2 separate regions of the Homo sapiens genome follow, and region 1 is linked to region 2. Evidence: read pairs that join two places in POLR2A ChIA-PET (ENCODE). Cell type or tissue: GM12878. All regions are shown on one strand. Each heading gives the region's core, and the rest is flanking DNA. Links, peaks and the distances in the headings are about the cores only. Region 1 overlaps LOC105378851 (a long non-coding RNA gene). Region 2 overlaps LINC02787 (long intergenic non-protein coding RNA 2787).

Region 1 (11,394 bases), core at 2,332-10,331, 57 kb after region 2:
TTGGCTATTGTGGATAATGCTGCTCTGAACATCTGTGTACAAAAATACCTCTTTGAGATCTTGCTTTCAATTTTTTGGGGCATATTTTTATTTTTTGAGTAACCCTCATACCGTTTTTCATAGTGGCTGTACCATTTTACATCCCTACCAACAGTGTAGAAGTGTTTCAGTTTCTCCACATCCTCACCAATACTTATGATTTTCTGATAGAGATCTTAATTAACAGGTGTAAGGTGGTATCTCATTGTGGTTTTAAATTTGCATTTCCTTAGTGACTAGGGAGGTTGAGCATCTTCTCCTGTGCTTTTTGGCCATTTGTGTATCTTCTTTGGAGAAATGTGTATTCAACTTTTTTCTCCCATTTTTGTTGGGTTTTGTTCGTTGTTGTTGAGTTGTAGGAATTTTTCATATATTCTGTCTATTGATTTCTTATCAGATATATGATTTGCAAATATTTTCTCCCATTCCATAGGTTTCCTTTCATTTTGTTGATTTTTGTCTTTTGATGTACCAAAGTTTTAAAATTTTTTGTAGTCCAACTTACCTCTTTGAACTGTGTGCATTTTTTAATGGTGGGAAAAAATAAAAAGAAAACTAATGTTTTGTGACACATGAAAATTATATGAAATTCAAAGTCCATAAATAAAGATTATTGGAACACAGCCATATGATTCATATAAATACATACATAAGTATTATCTGTGATTGCCTGCATGCTACAAGGGCAGAGTTGAGTAGTTGGGTCAGAGACTGTCTGGCACACAAAGCTTAAAACATTTTCTGTCTTGCTTTTTATTTATTTTTTTTTTTTTGAGATAGGGTCTTGCTCTGTCACTCAGGCTGGAGTGCAGTGGCAATCATAGCTTGCTGCAACCTTGAACACCTGGACTTAAGTGATCTTCCTGCCTCAGCCTCTTGAGTAGCTGGGACTACAGGTGCATGCCACCATGCCTGGCTAATTTTTTTATTTTATTTTATTTTATTTTATTTTATTTTATTTAGTAGAGCCAAGGTCTTGCTATGTTGCTCAGGCTGGTCTCAAACTCCTGGCCTCAAGTGATTCTCCTGCCTTGGCCTCCCAAAGTGTTGGGATTATAGGTGTGAGCCACTGTGCCTGGCTCTATCTTGCTTTTTAAGGAAGAAGTTTGCTGACCCCAGTATTAGGCCACAGTTGGTATTCTTGTTTTGTTCAATGCCTAGTGTAGCATTTTGGGTAGATTATAGACTGGTAATAGGAGGTCCACCTACTACTCCTCATGATTTATTTAGGCAGTAGTAAACTATTTAATAAAGGTAAGGAGGCTCCATAAAGAGGATACTAATGCTTGGAGGTTTTCTCTTGCCCTAACAGAGTACACTGCTTTTAGTAATGCTCTCCATGACAGATGTGGGGCCCCAGAAGAAGAAGGCTGTAGCTGTAGGGTTGGGCCAACAGAGCACTTGGTCCATAAGGCAAAGTGGGCAAAGGCTGGGGCAGCAGGAAGGCTTAAGGGCAGCCTAGCTCTTTTAAATTTCTCAGAAGCATCCATATTGCCGATCCTCTCTGAGAACTGATCGAGTTGCTCAATCCTGCAGGGAATGAGTTCTCAAGCAGTGAAGAGGGGTGACATTAATATGTGATGAATATTTTCCGCAGACTCCCATTGAAGCAGCTCTGTGGGCTTGGGCTTCCCTGGGCTTTGAGACATTTGTGTGTATTCAGTCTTGCCATCTGATGAGATGGAAGACAGCATGATCTTATTGCACATCAGTCACTCCTTAGCACTCTTTTTTCAGATTTTGCAGCATATTTATCCAGTTCTTTGTGACTTTCTACATGGACCCTTTAGCTGGTCACGTGTAGAACAATGGCGGCAGTGTGGACTTCACCCCCTGTTCCATGGTGTTTGGGATAGCTGAGCCTTAGTGTGCAAGGAGAGCAATGAGGAAAGGGAAGACAGCAGATGTGCCATGAGGAATTAGCAACGGAGAATCTGTTTTGTGCTGGGCCTGTTCTTTAGGTAAATCACAAAAGATGCCCTTCTTAAGTAACATCCCACTGAGGACTGATAAAATGTACTATTTCATTACCCGGGATGTGTAAAATAGAGTTCTTCCTATTCCTTCTCAAGTTCTTATATTTCATTAAAATTTTCCCCCAACATCTAGTCTTCTGTAATTTATGCTTTTGTGTCTATTTTCTGATTTTGCACTTTCTTTTGGTTTAGATGATTATACATTAAAACTGGGTTGTGAAAAGCAGAATTATTTAAGATATGATTCACAGACAAGCTGCCAGTCCTTAAACGGTTTGTTGCTGATCTGAGGTGGGATATAGAGCTTGCTCCAGAATTTAACCCAGCTATATCACTATGCATGTTGCTTAACTCAGCTGACATTTATTTTTCTGGCGGCAACTTTCTCAATGAAGGAAGGAGTGGTATCAGCTGGTTGTCTTGTTGCCAACTGGCATTTGAGCACCAATGTAGTAAAAGTTGTTGTTTCCTCTATGAATATGAAATGACAATTTTAAATCTATATTAATTATATTAATTTATTTTGGACTCCAGAAAGTATCATTTCTTTTAAAAGAGACTCAACTCAAAATACCCCTCAGGGAGAATGGGATAACAAGCCAAAGGAATCTGTGTGTTGACTAAAGATTTTGAGTCAAAGTCCACCTGCTGAGGTCAGGGCCTTTTTTTTTTTTTTTTTTTCCCACTTTAGCACATCCCACCCAACATAGCATCTATTAGAGTTAACTGCATTAGGCAGATATTCACTAAGAGCTTGTTGAATGTAATCCTCTTTTTTTTTTTTTTTAAACTAAGCATTTTCTGTGTCTTGTTTGAAGAAATTAAATGACTGAAGTTTCTGAAGAACATTGGTGAGCATGCAGTGACTTTGATCCTGGACAACACCTTCTCACCCCTCGCCGGTGGAGGCCTGATGAGTCTTGTGCCCTTTGCAAGAGGCATCTTTGGTTTCATCAGTCTCTCAGTGTAAGGGAGACTTTCTCATCAGAAGACTTTTTAGTTTTCTCTTTCTAACATTTAACTTCCAAGCAGGAATCACATGTACCCTTAACCCCAAGTTTTATATTTTCGCCAGTGATTTTTTTTAAACTTATAGTCAACATGCTTGAAATTCTGAAAGTTCTTTAAAAAACAAAAACAAATCCCAAACTCTTGTAAGAGTAGAAAAAACAGCTTGACAAAGTAAAATAATCAATTGCAAGTTGGTGAACCTTTAAAGAGCATTAATTCAATTGGATAAACTGCAGTTAAATAACTTTTATCAAGCAAACTGGGTTAGGTGGTTAAAAGCAAGAAAAAAAAGTCCTAAAAACATACAGTGGGTAGCAGTTTATGTGTCAAGAAAAACTGAGAGAATTTTTGAAGCTCTGATGTCTAGCAGATAGCACTTAAATCATTTTTCTCCAAAGTTCAGTCATAGTACTTCAAAGAGTTATAGCCATAATACAAATTTTTAGACTAAGAAGTGGTGTTTGAAGTTATTTTATAGGATTTTGCTGTAAGGGCTCCAATTGATTTGTAGTAAGATAAAAGAAGAAAACTTTATTTTCGAAGCTTTGTCAGAAAAAGCTTACCTCCCATTGGTTGTTCTGCCAATATGCCTGCAGGGCATGATGATGTAGACACTGATATTATATGCTTATATGAACTGAGCTGGGTGTACACCTCCTGCTGTTTGTGTTATGGTTAAAACCTGTCACAAAACTGGTGGTGATTTATTAAATGTTTAATGAAGTAAGACAAAAACTTCAATAACTACAAACAGAAAAGTAGAACATCACATTAAAATATAATATTACATATTACATTTCTATTTTTCTTCCCAATTTTCACTTGCTAAAAATGATAAGGGCACATTTGGAAATTCAGACAGCATAAAAGAAATACTGAGAAGTACCCTTCTTGTTAACAAAGAATATGCTTTAGTTTCATGCTTTACTTTCTTTTTCTTCTCTGTAAGAGAAAGAGAAAAAATTTCTGTTCTGGAGAAACAGAAAATATGCAATCCTTGCTTACTAATAATTTCTTCATTAGATTTTCTATTGATAGTATTCAAACTACACCACTATACATGTAGAATTAGATGACAATTTTGAAGTGTGGAATTAAATGATTAAATGTGCTGTATCTTTTTTTTTTTTTTTTGAGATGTGGTCTCACTGTATTGCCCGGGCTGGAGTGCAGTGGCACAATCTCAGCTCACTGCAACCTCTGCCGCCTGGGCTTAAGTGATCCTCCCACCTCAGCTTCCCAAATAGCTGGGACCACAAGTATGAGCAACCATGCCCAGCTAATTTTTGCACTTTTATAGAGACGGGATTTCACCATGTTGCCCAGGCTGGTCTCGAACTCCTGAGCACAAGTGATCCACCCATCTCGGCCTCCCAAAGGGCTGGGATTACAGGTGTGAGCCATCAGGCCCAGCCTGGTGTATCTATTTTATGATATCCTATATAAATATTGTCTTAATGAACTTTTCTGAGTCCATACATATGAAAGAGCATGATAATAAACAATCACAGAGATGTCTGAAATTTTGTCTTCTTAAAATATATTCTAATTTTTTCCTCTACTATAGAATCTAGGATGTCATTTTAATTTTAAAAAAGGGACGTTTCTCACCTAGCAGCCTGTATGTACCAAGCTAATGTTCATTCTTTGTGTGTGTGTGGATTGGAGGGGGAAGGAAGGAAGATAGTTGCCATTTTCATTTCATTATTATGATACTATCCTCTCTCTCTCTCTCTCTCTATGTATATATATATATATGCATATATATATATATATGCATATATATATGCATATATATATATATATGCATATATATATGCATATATATATGTAAAACAACTCTCTATTTAATAGCTTTGCAGTATCAATTTGCAGTATAAGTGATTACTTATGTTTATTGATTCTGGTTTACTTAATCCTTGTAATGGAGATTCACACACTAGGTAAAGATGGTATTTTGAAAGTACAGAAATATTGATTTTGTTTTAAGCATAAAATTCCTATATGACTATATAAACAGCTTGCTTGTGTTAAAATTTCTAAAAGGTCTTGCCATTTATGTTATTAGATACAGCCTGGCTTACTAGAAGGTCATTTCTCCTTGGACTTGGTTGATATGAACTAAAAAAATAAAATCCAATAAAATAATTCAGTGATTTACTTGGGAGAGGGATGGCATACCAATTAACTGATGGGCTGAATTTTTTGCTTTTTAACTGTCCTCCACGTTTAGTAGATTTAGACCACATAATGAATTTATCTAGAAATTTTAGCTTCCAAATTTTTGCTCAATTCATTCATATTTATTCACAGAACAATAACTGAATACCTATTGTGCATGTCCTATGGGGAATAGCAGTTAGAAAAACAGGTAAGGTCTCTGCATTATTGGAATTTACAGTCTAATTAAGGAGACAACAAAAAGCAAAAACAAAAAGTTTACAATACATTCTATGAAGAAAGCAGTGCTGTTATTAAAAACTTGGAATTTCTTCAAATCAATCAAAATAGGGTGACTTATGCTAATATCATAAGGACTTGACTGAGCAGTCAAGTGAATGATCACACAATTGCAATTGACCAAACAACTCAAGTATTTTTCATGATTCTAATTATTTCCATTATCTAAGTATATCAAGTAAACAACTACGGAGTAATCTGATCAATGAATTATTGATCTAAGAACTACTGGTCTGGTTAAACAGATCTTTTAAAAAGAGGTTGTATGACTGTTTCTAGCTTAAATCAGTACTTTATTAGTATTTTTGCTTCACCATTTTAAACAATTTGCCTGTAAATAAAATTTTTATTCAAAAATTAGAACTTAGGCTATTCATTATTTCAGAATTAATCTCAAAAATCCCTTTGAGGTAATAACGTGTTACAACAATTAGTCTTCTAATTCTTCCCCAAAGACAGAGCTATGAATAAATAGTTTGGATTTCATCTAGTATATTGAGATAGATTTAAATCTCCATTTGGAAAAGTGTTTTGGTCGTAATGTTAAATAGCTAATTTACAAATCAACCCCGAAACAGAGGGACAGAGTGGGCCTAGAAAGGGGCAGGATGTCTCGAGCCTTGGTTTCTAGTATTGATCGTGCAACAACTCTGAGAAACCATAGGTAAATTCATTCAAGTCAATGGTTTATTTCATATAGGCCGTTCAAATCTTTACAAAAAGTGACCTGTCCTTAAGGACATTAATACTATTTGCTTATGAGGAAAAAACTATTTTATTAATAGTATATGATGAAATAAAGTCACAGTAATAAAGAAGTATCAACTAGGAATTATCATTCTTCAAATGATATATAAATCATATATAGATGAGAAAATCTGAAAAAGCTCCACACAGGAGCTAGCTTGCAAAATAGGCCCTGAAAGTAGACAAAATTTCAATAAGCAAAGATGGATAAATGCAGGTTTCTAGAGAGATAGCTTACCATGAACAAAGGAATGGAGGCAGGAAAGTGTATGTCAATTTCAGTGACTCAAAACTACATACTGTAGAATAAAACATTTTCTACCTCTCTTCTCCCCTAGTATTTCAGTATTCCCTTTTACTTCGTGTGTTATTGAATGTAAAGTTGCATTTTGAATTCTTCTCTAATTGTTCTGCACCAGTGCAAGGGAATACAAAATCAGCTTTGACAAAATGCACCACACATAGGTGCACAATAAATATTTGTTCAATAAATGAATAAAAGAATGAGTCTCTGTTCCCCATCCCCTCTTTTCTTTCCTTCCAACTTTTTCTCTTTGGCCCTGAGAAATCAACAGCTCAAAGATCTTAGAAGCAGAAAAGTGATTCAGAAAAGTCATTTTCAAGCAGGTCCTCTTAGCGGTCAGTCCCCATGGAAGCAACCTAATTTATGTCAGCTTTGGTTTACACTACGGGAGGATTACCCTCCTGTTCCTGAGGTACTTCTCAGTAAAACTGAGAAAGTTTGTAGTTCATCACTTTTTCTTTTGTTACTTCCTGTGGCTAGTGGAGTGATAGTTAAGGGTGCTACAGTGACAGCTAGCTAGCCAAGGGGCAAAACAAAGTCAATTGTCTTGGGAGAGCTCTAATCCACTCATTTAAGAAAAAAGAGACCCTTTGGTTTGTGGGCTTCCAGGGTTACTTTCACCCGGAATCTCATTTAGTCAGCTTGGTTTCATGACTTCCCTATGTCTGATAGGATAATTCTGCACTATCCTAACACAGCCAACACATATGTCCAGGAAGGCCAATGGCATTAAAAAATATTTTTGTAAGACGCTGCAACGTTTCTAAAAATTTTAAATCATCTCTATTTGCTTGTATTTTTTCACTCAAAAATGTTTTTCACCACATTTAATCAAATTCCAAAAAGAGTAGATTTGGGGAGTTGTAGATGTTGGTGATGGTTACCCCTAGCCTTGGCATTCATGTCAAGGTTCCTGTCCTGCCAGCATGTCACAATGCTGCCAGGGATGGCATTTGTTGTTTGCCCTCATCTCTGTGGGATTCTCACCAAGCACCACTGTGAACAGCTTATTCCTCTATTTCCTTTCCTGACAACTCTGGGGATTTGAGTGGATGCATTGCCAGATTTCCCCAGACCGAGTGCCATACTGAAACAATTGGAGCTAAAGACACCATTCCACATTATACTTTGGCACACATTATTGGTATCTGCAGGTAGTTTTATGCCTTGTTAGTAGGTGGAATTTTAGAAAGGCATCACACTGCTTTTAAATACCTTCTGTGCTTCACAGATTCATCATAATAATCACCCAAATTGACAGAAAAATTTCAACCTTAATTTGCTTAGCAGTCATGGAAGATAACACAGTGTGAATGGTTCCTCTGAACAAGCTATAATTGTTTTGTTATACCCATGTATTACCCTTCTCAGAAAAGGAAGGAATCTATAACAAGACAGCCTGTTGAGCCTGCTAAATGAGAAAAATGAAGCTTAATTAAAAGATCTGTCTTTGCAATAAGGGAATTGTGTGTGTGTGTGTGTGTGTGTGTGTGTGTGTGTGTGTGTGTGTGTGTGTGTGTATTCCTTCCTCATTATGAAAGATTCTGGGATAAATACTTCAATCATACTTTTATAATTATTTGCAAGCACGACAAATGCCATGCTGGGCTTCATTACATAACCTGCATTGCTGTGTTTTATTTTGCCTGTGTCAATAGGAAATGTAGCAGAAAATGGTTGGCCAGCTACTTTGGAAGTCCAGAGCTACGTTATTAAAATCAGAAACATCCACTGCTAGGATAAAAATGCAAATATATGCACCACTTTTCTTCTTGCTTAGTCCACAGGACATCTAGTGGTAAGCTATGCAGTAGCAGCAACTAGCTGAGGCTTCTGTTAGTTTTTACTGTTGCTAGTACTTTCGGGCTGGCAATCCTTTATTATACTGCTGGGGAAACAGAAAACTGACCATCTGTCCCAATTGTAAAATGTTTTATGGAAAATAAGTACAAGCTCATCAGTCAGATTTAAAAAATCAATTGGCATCTCTGTAATTTTAGTGGAAAGATGACTTCAAAAGAAATTTAGATATAAACTATAGATTATTATTAAAGCAACAAATTTTGAGCTTTAATAATACTACAGCATTCTCATGGATAACTTCTCTTTCCTGAACATTGTGATGAACTTTATAAGTAATCCAATTTTTTGTTGTTCTCAGAGTTTTGCTTTCAAAACTTTCTACTTCTACTTAGGCAGGGTTATTTTTAAAGATAATATAAAACAATAAATATGTTTTATGTATTCATTACTGATTATTTAGTGTTTGCCCTTAAATATCCATGAATATTGCCTTCCATTATGGAATATGTAGATGAAAATGGAAACTCTAAGAAATGAATAACGTGCTGCAATGAACAATATCCAAAAGGCAGGGCATTTTCTTCTGCATGAATTGCAAGAATTTGGTTTCCCAAATCGATTTCAGAAATCTATGTGATTGCATTCCTTTAATTGCATTTTAAACCAATATCTAACATAATTATGGACACAAACTCTTATGATGTGGCTATTAGTAGGTTAATTAGGTAATAATGAATAAGATGCCATAGCTTAGCATAGAGTTAGCACAATGGGATTTGTTTCAGCATGAAATGAAGTTGTGTTAAAAATTTAATCTTTATGTGCTAATATGCACAAAGCATACCTTGTTAATTATTGCCAAAGGATTCTTTCTACTTCTGAGCACTAACAAATGAGTCATTCAGAAACAGATCACGTTTTGTAATCTGTACATGCAGATTAGTTTGACAAAGTCTAAAAGATGTAAAAATCATTTAGCATGTTAGTATAAATACTACATACAGCATAACAAGCCAGCTTTAAAGATTATAATATGGAATACTAATGTTTTAAATAAATGGTGTTGATATTATTTTCAGTTTTAAACTTAAAGTGAAAAGCATTCAAATCTGTGTATCAAAGTATATATTTATTATTATTTTGCCTTCTCAATTCCTATTGTATCATCATTGAAGATATTTTATCAGCACTGAAGATCAATTGCTTTTGAAATTAATAGTGGTAATTAACTACTGATGTTGGTTTGCAGAAATAGTACTAACTTATGACAGATTAAATTAAGTGTGCAAATACAATTACTGAAGTAGTGTCTAATTTTCATGATGTTTTGGTATCATTCACATCTATAAATCCCCATGGAAGCATCCAATTTATGTCAGCTTTGGGTTACACTACAGGAGGATTACCCTCTTGTTCCTGAGGTACTTCTCATGAAACTGAGAAAGTTTGTAGTTCATCACTCTTTTTCTTTTGTTACTTCCTGTGGCTACTGGAGAGACAGTTAAGGGTGCCATAGTGAGAGCAAGCTAGCCAAGGGGCAAAACAAAGCAAAAAATTTTACTACAAAAACTATACTAAAAATGAGATTATTTGCTTCATTATTTGTGACTCGAATTTGAAATGAATAGCCAAATAGGAAGCAATTATGTGAAACAATTTTGTTCGCTGGAGATGAAATAATTACTTAATCATCTGTTTTGTATAGATAAGGCACTGAGGTTCACAAACTCATGTTTGTGAGATGGTATTTAAACACTTTGTAGCAGACTGGTTTCTAAGAAATATTTTATTATGCTGTCTTGTATATATTATGTAATATGACCGACAAGTGAGATATATGAGTATGACTTTGTGGCACTAGGAGGCCCAAGCAAAAGTAACTCTTTTCCCCCACTCATTCAGAACCAGTTGAGACATAGGCACAAGGATCAGGCAGATTGAATTCAAAACCTTAGCTTTTTGGTGTATTTTAACTGATAAAACTTCACTGGGGAAAGCTTTTGGCAAAGTGGGCTTGCTAATCGTTCACCCTGATTAATCTGGCTTATCTACCTGGTCACAGAGGTCCTACTTCCTCTGCGTCTAATGAAGCAGAGACTGTTTTGCTAAGTTTATCATTTGGCCAAAAGATCGGGTGAGAGTGCACCTTTGCTATGGATAGGCAGAACTCATGTGTACAATAGAGAAGGGTGGGGCTGAGCAGAGCTGCACTTGCTCAGTACCTCTCTGAAACTCACCAGTCAGTCTTCTTTCAAGGTAGCTGTTACCAACCAAATCATGTCCCCTGACCCTCCTTCCAAATTCATATATTGAAGGCTGGGCGCTGTGGCTCATGCCTGTAATTCCAGCAGTTTGGGAGGCCAAGGCAGGTGGATCATTTGAGGTCAGGAGTTCAAGATCATCCTGATCAATATGGTGAAACCCCGTCTCTACTAAAAATACAAAAAAATTAGCCAAGCATGGTGGCACAGGCCTGTAATCCCAGCTACTTCAGAGGCTGAGGCAGGAGAATCATTTGAACCCAGTGGGTGGAGGTTGCAGTGAGCCAAGATCATGCCATTGCACTCCAGCATGGGCAACAAGAGCGAAATTCCATCTCAGAAAAAAAAAAAATTCATATATTGAAGCCCTGACCTGCAATGTGACTATATTTGGAAACAGAACCCTTAAAGTGGTAATTAAGGGTAAAAGAAGTCACTTGGGTGGGGCTCTAATTCTATAGGTCTGGTTTTCTTATAAGAAGTGGAGGAGACACCAGGGATGCTCACACACAGGGAAAAGGCCATGTGAGGACACAGCGAGAAGGCAGCCATCTGCATGCCAAGGTGAGAGGCCCCAGGAGAAATCATTCCTGTGGGTACCTTGATCTTGTGGTTCCAGCCTCCAGAGCTGTAAGAAAATCAATGTCTGTGGTATTTTGTTGTGGTAGCTATAGTAGACTAATATAGTAGCCAAGAGTATTACTCCAGAGGAGGTGCCTCCATGTAGAATTATTAGGACTGGGGAATAAGTTTTATTCTGACATAAGCTATTGTTCACAGATGTCCATCCTGT
Region 2 (11,394 bases), core at 1,333-9,332:
AAAAAACAGAAAATAACAAGAGTTGGCAAGGATGTGGAGAAAGTAGAATCCTTGAGTACTGCTGGTAGAACTGTAGGATGATGCAGCTGCTGTGGAAAAGAGTATGGTGATTATTCAAAAAATTAAAAATTGAATTACTGTGTAATCCAGCAATTCTCTTTCTGGATATATACCCAAAAGAATTAAAATCAGTATCTCAAGGAGATATTTGTACATCTATGTTCATAGCAGCACTATTCACAAAAGCCAAAAGGTGGAAGCAACCCAAATGCCCATTGACAGATCAATGGATGAGAACAATGTGGTATATACAGACAATGGAATATTATTCAGCCTTCAAAAGAAAGGAAATCTCTATATATTGTATAATATGAGTGAACCTTGAGGTCACTATGCTAAGCGAAATAATCCAGACACAGAAAGACAAATGGGATATATAATTCTACTTCTATAAGATACCTAGAATAGTCAACTCATAAAGACAGAATGTAGATTTCTCCTTATCAGAGACTGAGTGGAGAAGGAAATAGGGCATTTGATGGATGTAGAGTTTCAGTTTTGCAAGATGGCAAGAGTTCTGGAGATTATTTGCACAATATGAATGTACTAAACAGTACTGAATTAAACACTTAAGAAGCATTAAGATTGTAAATTTTATATTACGTGTATTTTACCATCATTAAAAAAATGCAACCTGTATTGTGTATATTACAGATTTTAAACATGAAGAATCAGTCATCCCAGAATTTATTTTTAAATATTCCTTTCAGTCTTTTTCCTTGTATGCATATATTTTTAGAATTATAATTATAAGATGCCTACATTGTGAATGTTGCTTTTCCACTAAACAATTTATCAGAAAAAAGCTTCTTAATTATAATTTTATTATTAACTTATGAAATGGTATTTATATAAACCCATTTGTATTTAAACATATATGCAGGCTCAAGAAGCACAATAAAAACATATTTACACCATTTTAGATTAACTTTCCTACAGATTTAAATAATTGCTTTTTGCTTTATTTCAAAACTTCTCAAAGTAATGTTTGATACATATGTGACCATGCCATGAAACCTGGTTTTAGAGAATTTGCTCAGTTCTAAAAGCAATCTTCCATAAACTTGGGTACAAAACAAAAAGAATAAAAATGGAAAAGTGTGACGTTTTTTGCCCAAGTATTAATAAGGAAATAATGAATATTACTGAGCAATAAGACCATTTTTCTCACCTTCTCTTCTTTGCTCCTTGCCTCTTTAAAGAATACCTTTAAATTTAATTATGAATACAACAGTTTTGGATGACACCTTTCAGTTATTAAGGGATAAATTATATATCCTTCAAATAGTCATCATGATTCTAGCAATTATGAATTCAAGAATGTTATCTCTTATTTGGCCTAAAACCTGAATCCTCGTTTGAACTTAATATTCCCCTTGTATATTTATTGTGCTATAAATGATACAGGAGACATAAACAATCCATTTTATTCTAAAGAGCACAATGTTCTCTGGATTGATTTCTCTGTTTACCAGAATTTAGCTGTTTTCAAATAAGGATTTTTAGCCAGATGTCATCTATGCAACTTTTTCATGTTCTAAGAATTAGCATTTAATCTCTTTTTGGCTGAAATTTAGTTAGTGATGTTGACACCTCTGCATTTTAACACTGGGATTTCTTTGTGGGACACAATTCCTTTCAATCAACTTAGTATCCCATCTTGGTCTCTAAGAGACAATAATTGAGTTTAGGTTAGTTTTAAATAGCGATAAGGACAGGGAACACAGATGGGTATTTCATTGATTAACACTAACCCTGGCCTAAGGCCCCAGTGTCAGGCATTAGATTAGGACATTACGAAGAGAATGACGGAGTTTTGGTACTTTATTCCTCTCAATAACATTCTTTCACATATTAAGTTTATCCCCCCCTAGGTAGCTACTTTATCATGCAGAAGGCCTTAATCCACTGATGTGACTCTCTCTGCTCTCACTTTGATGAAGCCTCTGTTTACAAGAGTAATGCAGCCTGTGTAAGACAAAGTACTTGGGACAAGGACAACTGAATAAGGCTTTTAGATGCACAGTGATCCGACCTAAAAACAAAACAAAACCCACTTTGCACACACACTTGCACACACACACAAATCCACAGACACACACACACATACACACAAACACCAACAAAACAGACTTTTTGGAAATGCAGTTATGACGCTTGCATCCTGAAGAATCAGACGTTAGGATTTCATCAAGAAGACCCTATGTTACTGATCTCCTTGTTTGGCACTTTATCTTTTCTTCACCTTTGACCTTCCTTTCAGGCCCTCTTCAAGGCATCGTGAACGTAAGCCCTTGTGGTGTTCTTTTAGAAGTAGGATTGCTGCCATCCCCTCTGGTGAATATAAGCAGCTGCCGGAATCAGTGACAAGGTTGGGTACAGATTTGGTATCCTGGCTGGGAAAGAGATTATGGGTCAGTCCCCAGTGCTGGGATACAATAGATTCAAGCAGTTCAGGATTTTTTGGATATCCGAAAAAGATTTCATGAAATTTGTAAAGATCTAACAGTGTATTGCAGATTTCATGTGGTCTAAACAGCTTATACTAAGTAAAACTCTCGGTAGTCAGTAAATGGTGTTTTCACAGCCATGCAATTTTAACTGCTCTGGAAGAGTTTAATTTCACCAAATTGTGTGGTTGCTGAATGAAGCAGGTGGCCTCTTATATTTAGATGCTTTATCTGTTAAAGGGTATTCTAACTTTAGAGAGTTCTTTCTTACTCTATGAAGATTTACATGTTCACTCTAGTAAATTTAGATTATTAGACAATGCCTTTTTAATTCTTTAGAGCACCAGCAAGTTACAAAGTTAGATATTATAGAAAGTCTGATTTATATATGATATATACAATGACAGTATTTTTTGGTAAGTTATGAGGTTAGATAGAATAGAAAGTCAGATATATACACATACATGTACAAAATATATATTAAATGTATGTATATATATAAAGAATACTTTTTCACATAAAAGTAGGCAATACAATAAAATACTTCTGTTTAGTCCTTTGTCATCATTTCATCTTTCACCAAAATCTCAAGAGAAAATGTTTAGAATTTACCTAGGGTTGAGAGTTTTTAAAAAATTTTCTTTTTGTTTATAATGTGATTACAAAGAAAGATGTATTATAATTACATATGGAATTTGTAAATTTCTAAAATTCAAAGTGCAGTTCACCAGAAACTTCAACATTTTGATGGGAGAGAATTCTGTATATTCCTTGTAGTCTTTCCTTTTTTATTTTTTTCACCTACTTTTCCTGCAAAACCTTGGAATAGGAAGCCATGATGGCATTGTACAGTGATCCCTGTTTGTTATAGAGGGTAATGCATAAACCAAAAACAGGAAAAGCCCATTTTAAAAATATAGAACATCTGGCCTCACCAGTGTATGTCCCACATCTGAGCCTGTTGCATGGACCAAGAGCAAGCCCTCTGGCACTGACTTAGGACTGTCGCTGCAGGAAGGGGCACATCCATGTTTACCCAATGCCCGTAAGGTGTGTAGTTGCTGTCATAAAGCAGGCTCATTCAGTGGAGCAGGACGAACAAGGAGAGTGGCACATTTTAGCTTTCCAGAGCTGGTAGTATGTTTTGGAGGCAAACAGTGCTGGTTCATACTACTCCTTTCCCAATTAATTGGACCCCTATTAATACATTAGTTTGACTTAATTCACAAAAATTCATTGAGATCACAGCACTATCAAACAATATGTACTGCCCACACACGGAAACCAAATCGTGAGCTTCTTTCAAAGAACATCACCTCATTTGGGCCAAGGCATATTAAACCAGATAATTACAAAACTTCAAGAAATCCTAAAGACCCTCTGATTTTGTGGTTCCCAAATTTTTATCCATCAAGACTTCTTTTTATTATTTTTTCTGTATGGTATATTTACCCATGAGTCTGGTTTCCATTAGTTTACAAAATAAGTCCAAATAATTCCAGAATAGTAATCTATCTGGGGGAGATTCCTAGAGATTTTTTTGGCTTCAGTTTGGGAACCTATGATCCTGTGTGTTCTCATTATGTTAATGAAGGAGCTGAGCTTACCTGAGTTTTGCCTCCCCAACAACATAGAGTTAGTTTGAAGCAGATTTGAAACCAGGTTCTGGGTAAAACTGAATTGGCTAATAAGTCTAAAGAAAGTTTTTTAGAGAACAAGTGAAAAGTGTGGCAATAGTTCTTCACCTCTGGAGTAGTAGAATCGTCTGAGGGAAATGTGTTTTTATATACAATTAACCTTTCCTTTTACATGTTGTTGGGAAACTCCTAAGAACTAAATTCTCACACCAACAATTACAACAAACAAAAGCATTACGGGCGATCGCCTCTCTTTAACACTTTCACATGACTTTCATCATTATGAAGATTGGCTTTTATGATATTCATATGAGTTTGACCTGAGCCAACAAAAGCCAGGGAAATCGATTAGAGAGGAAAATTCAGCCTTAAATCTTACGTTCCTGTGGGCTGCCTATAGCCTCTCGTCAGTCAGGAGTGTGTATGTGGCTCATCTGTGACACAATTCTGAAATAAAATGAGGCGAATGCAGAAGCTCAATTCCTAAGAAAGAAAGAAAAGTGTCCCTTTGGTCCATTCAAGTTACCACCTAAGCTAGGGCTTTCATGCCCTTTAAGTCCCAAATGAAAAGTAGTTATAATGAGGCAAAAATCTGATAGGGAAAATGAGGCAGTTGGCTTGAATTCCTCTGTTAGATTTTTTTTTTTTTTTAATAATAATTTGCTCATCTCATGCTGGTGGATTTGGTCTCTTGCATTCTCTGGCAGTCAAGGAAAAGTTAGCTCAAGTTTTGCTCCCTCTGCCATTAACAGATGGCACGCAGATCTAAGCATAAGCTGTGGCTCCCGGGCCACAGGCAAAGGGTGAGGGCTGCTCCCCTGTGGACACCCTCAAAAGGCCCTAAGCTTGAGTAGCACAAATGAAAAGGTCTAGTGCTGGTGTTAATTACGCAGAAACCACACAGAAAGTGCTGGCTGTTACTGAGTTGAGAGGTTGGGCATCTCTTCTTCCCCAGATAAAAGGCTTGATATGAAAACATTTTGCAGAGGACAATGAAGTGAAGATTAGCATAATCTTCTGCAGTATCCTCAGTAAGCTATCCATGAGTGAGTTGCTTTTTTCTCATTCCTTCGGCTCTAATGTCTGGATTTAAGGAATGGTATTGTTAAGAGCAGGCTTTGTCCTTGGAGCCTGACAGTTGTGTTTTTCCCGCCTTCATGTGATCATCCCAGTTGCTAGTCTCCTGCTCTTCGGGGAGGCAGACAATGGAAGGAAAAATGAAGTGTCAGTTCATTGACAAAACCTCTCTGTGCTATGTTATTCTTAATCCAGACTCTTCAGGGTTTTTTTCTTTTCTTTTCTTTCTTTTTTTTTTTTTTTAAACATTCTCTCATCCATGCTCTCTGAATAGAGGAAAGTCCCTTTAATATCAGCCTGAGGAAAATGTAGAGCAAGTAACACTGAACTTTGAGGTTTAGGCAGCTTTAAATTAAAAAACAAAATCAAATTGTATTGTTGTCTCTGTACTTCAGTCAGAACATTAAACTGCTGTTGTTACATTTTATGTCAAAATGCGAGTAGCTGTTAAAATGGTTATTCAGATATATGCAACTGAAAGCCGTGAGTGTTGAGGTTTTTCATGAGAAGAATTTAACCACTTGTACAATGCAGCTTATTGCAGTTCTCTCGGGGGCTGGTCTGGTGGCTAATGCACTAGTTTGTTGGCCACTTTGATCCTGGCTGCCCTGTTTTAAGTCTTGCTATGACTGGTTAAGCTAGTGCTCTGTAACCCCGGGGATAACTTGAGGGTTCTGAAAGTCATGAGGCACGGTCCCCAAGATCAAAATATAAAAATAGGTCTGGGGTCAGGGAACTCAACAGGCCCTGGAAGCTCTTCACTTTTACAGCTGGAGATGGTCTCTTATGTATTTAGAATTCGTCATTAGGATTCTGACAAAGAACTGCAGTATGGGATTGCTGCAGGGCAGGCTGTTTGAATCTTACTCTTGATAACAAAAAAAACCCCAACTTCTGGCTGCTGACAGGAGACAAGGTGAGTACAAGAAACGCATTGAAAAGCAGCGTATGTCTATTGATGGCTGAAGAAGGGTTAGAATGGCTGAGTTTTGAATTTGGGTGAAAACCCCAGAGTTTATTTATTATACCAGATGAATTTGGGGATTCTCCAGTGGTTTTTAAAGGCCTGGAGAGCCTATTACTATGGATATCTTAAAAGCCTGTGTCAGACGATTTGTTGACCTTTCCCAAGTTCTACTACTGCCAATTTTGACATAGATTTCATTCCCGATCTAGACTGCCTACTTGTTGTACTGCCCAGGTCATGCAGAAAATTGGTGTTTACATCAGACTTACCTAAGATTTTCTTCCCTAATACAAATGACTTGAATACATCTCATTTTCTTCCAGAGAGATAGCTCCCTCCACTTCAGTCTATAATACAAACGAAGATCAGCCATTTGTTGCATCCGAGGTAAACTGGCCTGGATTTGTGGTCTGAGTTCACCATATTTCCACAGTATGACATTGAAGAAGAAAGGAATTTTACTTGTCACTTGATAGTTATTGTCTCATGACACTAAGCTATGACTTGGAGACAAAGGCCAAGTCAAGCCCCACTGTGAGATTCAATGATTCCTTGGTGGAGAAAGAAGCATTTGATGTGGAGCCTGACACACCTGGTAAGTCCCCGCTCTGCCTCTTAGTGACTTGGTGGTTGATCTTCCATGATCATTGTTCTTTCATCTGTGCAATAACCATCTCAGTGGCAACTCTACCGTTCTATTGAGAGGATTCAAGGCAGTTGTGTATTTTAGAGCAATTTGAGAACTGTAAATCCCGATATCTATGTGAGGTATCATTATGACACTTTCAGAAAGTTTCCCATTAAGCATTTATTCATTCAGCAAACATGTATTGAACACTATGTTCAAGACTGTGGGCCTTAGGGGATTGCCAACAATACATAGTTCTTGTCCTTAAGGAAGTCACATTTTAGCTGGAGGTAGGAAAAAAAAAAACCCAAACACTTGTAACAGAGACTACAATAAGTTTAAGAAACTCTATCCCTTCCAACAAGTTGAAGACAGTTGGAAACTCTGTCCCTTCCAACAAGTTGAAGACAGTGCAGTGTACATATTAGACTGAGTGTGCTGTACACTGCACTATGCTGAATATTTTGGTGGGGGTGGTGAACTACTGAGAAGTATGATAATCTGTTTGGAAACATAAGACATAAAATGAACTCGTCTACCTGCTAATATGAGACAATAAAAGATAAGTGCCAAATGAACAACGTGCATAATAAATTCAAAGGAGAAAGCCATAATTCCTAGAGAAGATAAGATTTGAGTATGAGAACTCTTTGACCTTCCATAAGACTTCATTTTTATCTCCTTAAGGCATTTACCTCTGTCTACCGTATATTATTGTAATAACTATTATCATTATTACTGCTCCTAGTAAGCTCCCGAAAGCAGGTCCTTATCTTATTCTTTCTTTTTTAATCTTCCATAATACTTAGGAAATGCCTAGCACAGAGTGGAAACACAAATAATATTTGTTCAGTGAATGAATATAGGTTAGAGGGGTGATTTAATAGTGCGCTGGTAGGGATACTGGCTATTGTATTTCTGTTTGCATACCCCCAAATAATTTCTGGTTTGCCTCTGTATCTCTCAGTGTATCCAGTGGTGTTGAATGAGTAAGCACATGAATTTTGAATGAATACACCTGGAACATCTTTCTCTTCCCAGCCTAGTCAAATGCCTTGCCCACAGTATTTTAAAATCTTTTAAAATCCCACTCCTCAGTGAAACCTTTGTCCCTGGATTTAGGAAAGTGCTCATATCCCTCTCTTTCCTATCCCTACCCAATCCCCATAGAAAGCAACAAGAAACTAGTTCTGTTGCTTTTTCTGTTTTCCTATTCTCCAAGAAAATTCTTCTGAGGTTATTATCTCTAACCTCTATTCTAATAATCTACTTTTCCTAGTTTCATCTCTAAAATAATTTTAGAATTTATTTACTTTGCCTAACTAGATATTTTTTTTATGCTGATTCACTTTTTATTTAATCAAAATGACTGAGGCCTCAGCCTAAAGTTTAAATCAGAGTTGAAATTCCCAATTCTTGGTCCCTCTGTCTAGAGCTCCACACACCTATGGGTCTTCCAACTTCAAACTTCAAGTTGTTAGTTAAATATTAGTGTCTCAGTGAGACCTTTCCTGATGACTTATTTAAAAAATAATCTCTGTATTCCCTTTATTTGCTTTATTTATCTCCACAGCACTTATCACTTTCAATAAGCAATTTAATTTATTTATTTATTTGGTTCATTTTCTATCTCCTGCTCTAGAAAGTGAGCTCCATAGGGCAAGGATTTTTGTCTACTTTGCTCACCACTGTATCCCAAGGGCCTATCTCATAGTAAGTTTACAATAATTATCTATTTAATAACTGAATAAATGGGGTAACTCTTCTGTCTTCTGTTGAGAGATGGCTTCTCCGAAGATTGATTTCTTGTCTTGCACTCTGCTTGTCAGTGTGATTGATAAAGCAGGCACCCCTGAATAACCTGTGGGCACTGATACTATCAGTTGTTTAAGATGAAGCTCGTAGTTCAGGATGCTTCTGATTATAGTTCACTTATGGGCCTAGATATTTTTGTAATGGACCAATGTCTCCATCTTAGAGCTTTTTGTCTATACAGTGTGTTGCCTGGAGATTCCAAGTTCTTAGAAGGCAGTCACTGGCCCATGCAATTTACTTATGATAACATAAGCTCAGTGCTTAGTGCAGCTAGAAATTTAATAAATGTGTATTGATAATAAACTGAGTCATTTAATAATTCTTTCTGAACATTTTGAGAATGTTAAACTAATGACATGATTGTAGCTTGAAAAGTTTGATAATTTTGTCTGGTTCCTTTTTTGCTTGAAATATACTATGGCATGGGCAGTATGAGCAATTGACAATACTATAATGTTCTTTTTATTTGTGAATGGGAAGTTGCTGGAATATTGCAGGTGTAGATGGCATGTTAATGGCATAGTATCTTCTAGAATTATTTTGGAATGGTTTGTTGAGATGGTTTGTTATTCTCCTATTTATTTACTCCTTTGGGTTACTCCGCATGACCAAGCTGAAACAGAATGGCAGGCTGGGAATGACTAATGTAAACAATTCATGCCAGTCAGTGGCCTGTGGTGGCTGTTCACTTGGAGCTCAATAACACTTTTCTTTGAGTGCCACTGCTCTGCTCCAACAAAGTTGGCTTCATCTCACCCTTTGTTATCCCACTAATATAAAAATGTCTCTCTTTGTATGTCTGTTATCTTGTGTCTAGGACACTGTCTTTTATCAGATTTTATTTTCTGGAAAGTTCTAAGCTGCCAATGCTATATGTTAATATCAGTGCTAAATAATGGTTATTGAGGTCTCAAACAGTGAACATCTTTGCAGAAGGGAGGGGAAGAAATATCTAGCACAGCTGCTTCCGAATTCCCTGGCTGGTCTGAGAACTGTGTGAAGCTGTGATGGAACCCCCTGGAGATGTTCTGCAGCTCCAGGCCTCACTTCACAGACTCACTGCAGGGTAAGTAGAAAGTAGTTCTGAAGTCCAAATAGGATGGTAGGGTGATGTTTGTTTGTGAGAAAGAAAAGCAGAGTTATGCAATAGACAAAGGAAGAGAGAAAAGAAATAATGCTGTAAAAAGAGGACCATGGGAGAGCACAGACATTCCTGAAAAACCTTCATAGAGTCATTAATGAGGTGGGTGTCTAGGAATATAAAGTGTCTACAGGGCACTAGGGGACTACTGTTCTTGGCCTAGAGGCAATGGGGACTGAACCACAGGAATTTTCGATACTATTAAAAAGAAGCGAAAGCCAGAAGGATCAAAACACCACCCTATAATAGATGATAAGCAATTTCTACTTATCTGCTTTGCGTAGAAACCCAAAAGCCAATGTGGAAATCTGGCTTTTTGGAACTGCTCAGGGAGGTGATGTTATAAACCTGTGTACATTGTCAGCTGTGCCTCTGCCACACATTGTCTTTTGGGATTTAAGTTTTGCCTCACACAATCCCTAGGGGTTAAGTTTATCCTCAAAATGTGGGTGAGTTTATTAACTTCATTGTATTAAGGGATTCTAAAGTAAATTGATGGTGGTGATGGAGGATGTTTTTTAAAATTTTAATGAAAAACTCAAACAATATTCTAACTTAAAAAAAAAACAGACTTATTAAGCAAACTGAGTGAATGGTTAGTTCAAAACATTGATCTCTGAGGGCAGGGGCTATCCCTGATTTTTGTACTCCTAGCATGGAACACAGGCCAACACAAAAAAGGTGTCCAAATACATGCTCAATGATTTACATCAAATCTGTCCACCTTGAATTTAAAGGAAAAATACTGAGAGGAAAGTAATCTGAGGTCTCAAACAGTGAACATCTTTGAGGAAAGGAGGGGAACAAATATCTAGCACAACTGCTTCCAAATTCCCTGGCTGGTTTGAGAACTCGGTGAAGCTGTGCTGAAACCTTCAGGAGATGTTCTGCAACACCAGGCCTTGCTTCACAGACTTGCTGCACAAAAACACTGAGAGGAAAAGTGATCTGACCTGTAGTCTATTTGCTTTGGTGAAAAGTATGGTAAACAAGTGTTACCCAGTGCTTATTAGCATTTGAATCATTTGGAGCTTATGTCCAGTGAGGGTGGAAGAGGCAGTTGTCTTGAAAGCATGACGTGATCAGAGGGTCCCCTGCCCTATTGTTTGAAATTCTCACCTTTAAATCCATGCCTTTGAGATAAGGCATAGATTTTAGAAAGCTTTTATTAAAATGCACATATGTTACCTAGAATGGGAAACAAATTAACCTGTGCATACGCTGTACATAAAAATGCCTTAGCAATTGTCAGATTAAGAAGCAGAGGGCAATTCCTTGCTTGAGCAGGACCCAAGTCAGTTTTGTTCGGAGGCTATGGGTGCGGGAAGGAGACATGAAATGTAAGGTACCATCCATCTTATAAGCTGTGGCATTAAGCAACCAGGATACAGAACTAGATAGCAAAAGGGATACCTTGGAGATCATGGCCCTCAGGTTCTGTTTTCTCTTTTTGATGCTGCACAACTGTGATGTTGGCCTTGTAACATGAATTCTCGGAACCTAACAGAGTTGTTCCTAATAATCTACCACTTTTTATCTTGTTTGTATAACATTCAATAATTTTGGCTTTTCGGATAGAGTAATGGTGGAGGAGTTAAGACCAGTGGCCAGTCAACACG

The links. Peaks named below come from ENCODE experiments on the same cell type or tissue, not always from the same donor. Only the 100,000 strongest peaks of a DNase experiment are listed, where the experiment ranks them.
Region 1: POLR2A ChIA-PET joins it to region 2 with 11 read pairs; 4 of 35 experiments call an interaction of 5 or more read pairs at or near these places.

What each region holds. Positions count from the first base shown.
Region 1 is chr1:90,472,771-90,484,164 of GRCh38, reverse strand. It overlaps LOC105378851 (a long non-coding RNA gene), which reads left to right. Exons shown (of 3, transcript XR_947591.3): 2 at 5,340-5,397; 3 at 8,196-8,335. Among named protein-coding and RNA genes, the nearest start is that of LINC02787, 69 kb to the left of the region's middle. In GM12878, for the core only: a CTCF peak has its summit at 8,337; no DNase peak of the experiment used is centred there.
Region 2 is chr1:90,528,760-90,540,153 of GRCh38, reverse strand. It overlaps LINC02787 (long intergenic non-protein coding RNA 2787), which reads left to right. Exons shown (of 6, transcript XR_001737796.1): 2 at 6,515-6,786; 3 at 8,462-8,532; 4 at 9,568-9,700. Among named protein-coding and RNA genes, the nearest start is that of LINC02787, 13 kb to the left of the region's middle. In GM12878, for the core only: no CTCF peak of the experiment used is centred there; a DNase peak (open chromatin) is centred at 5,854.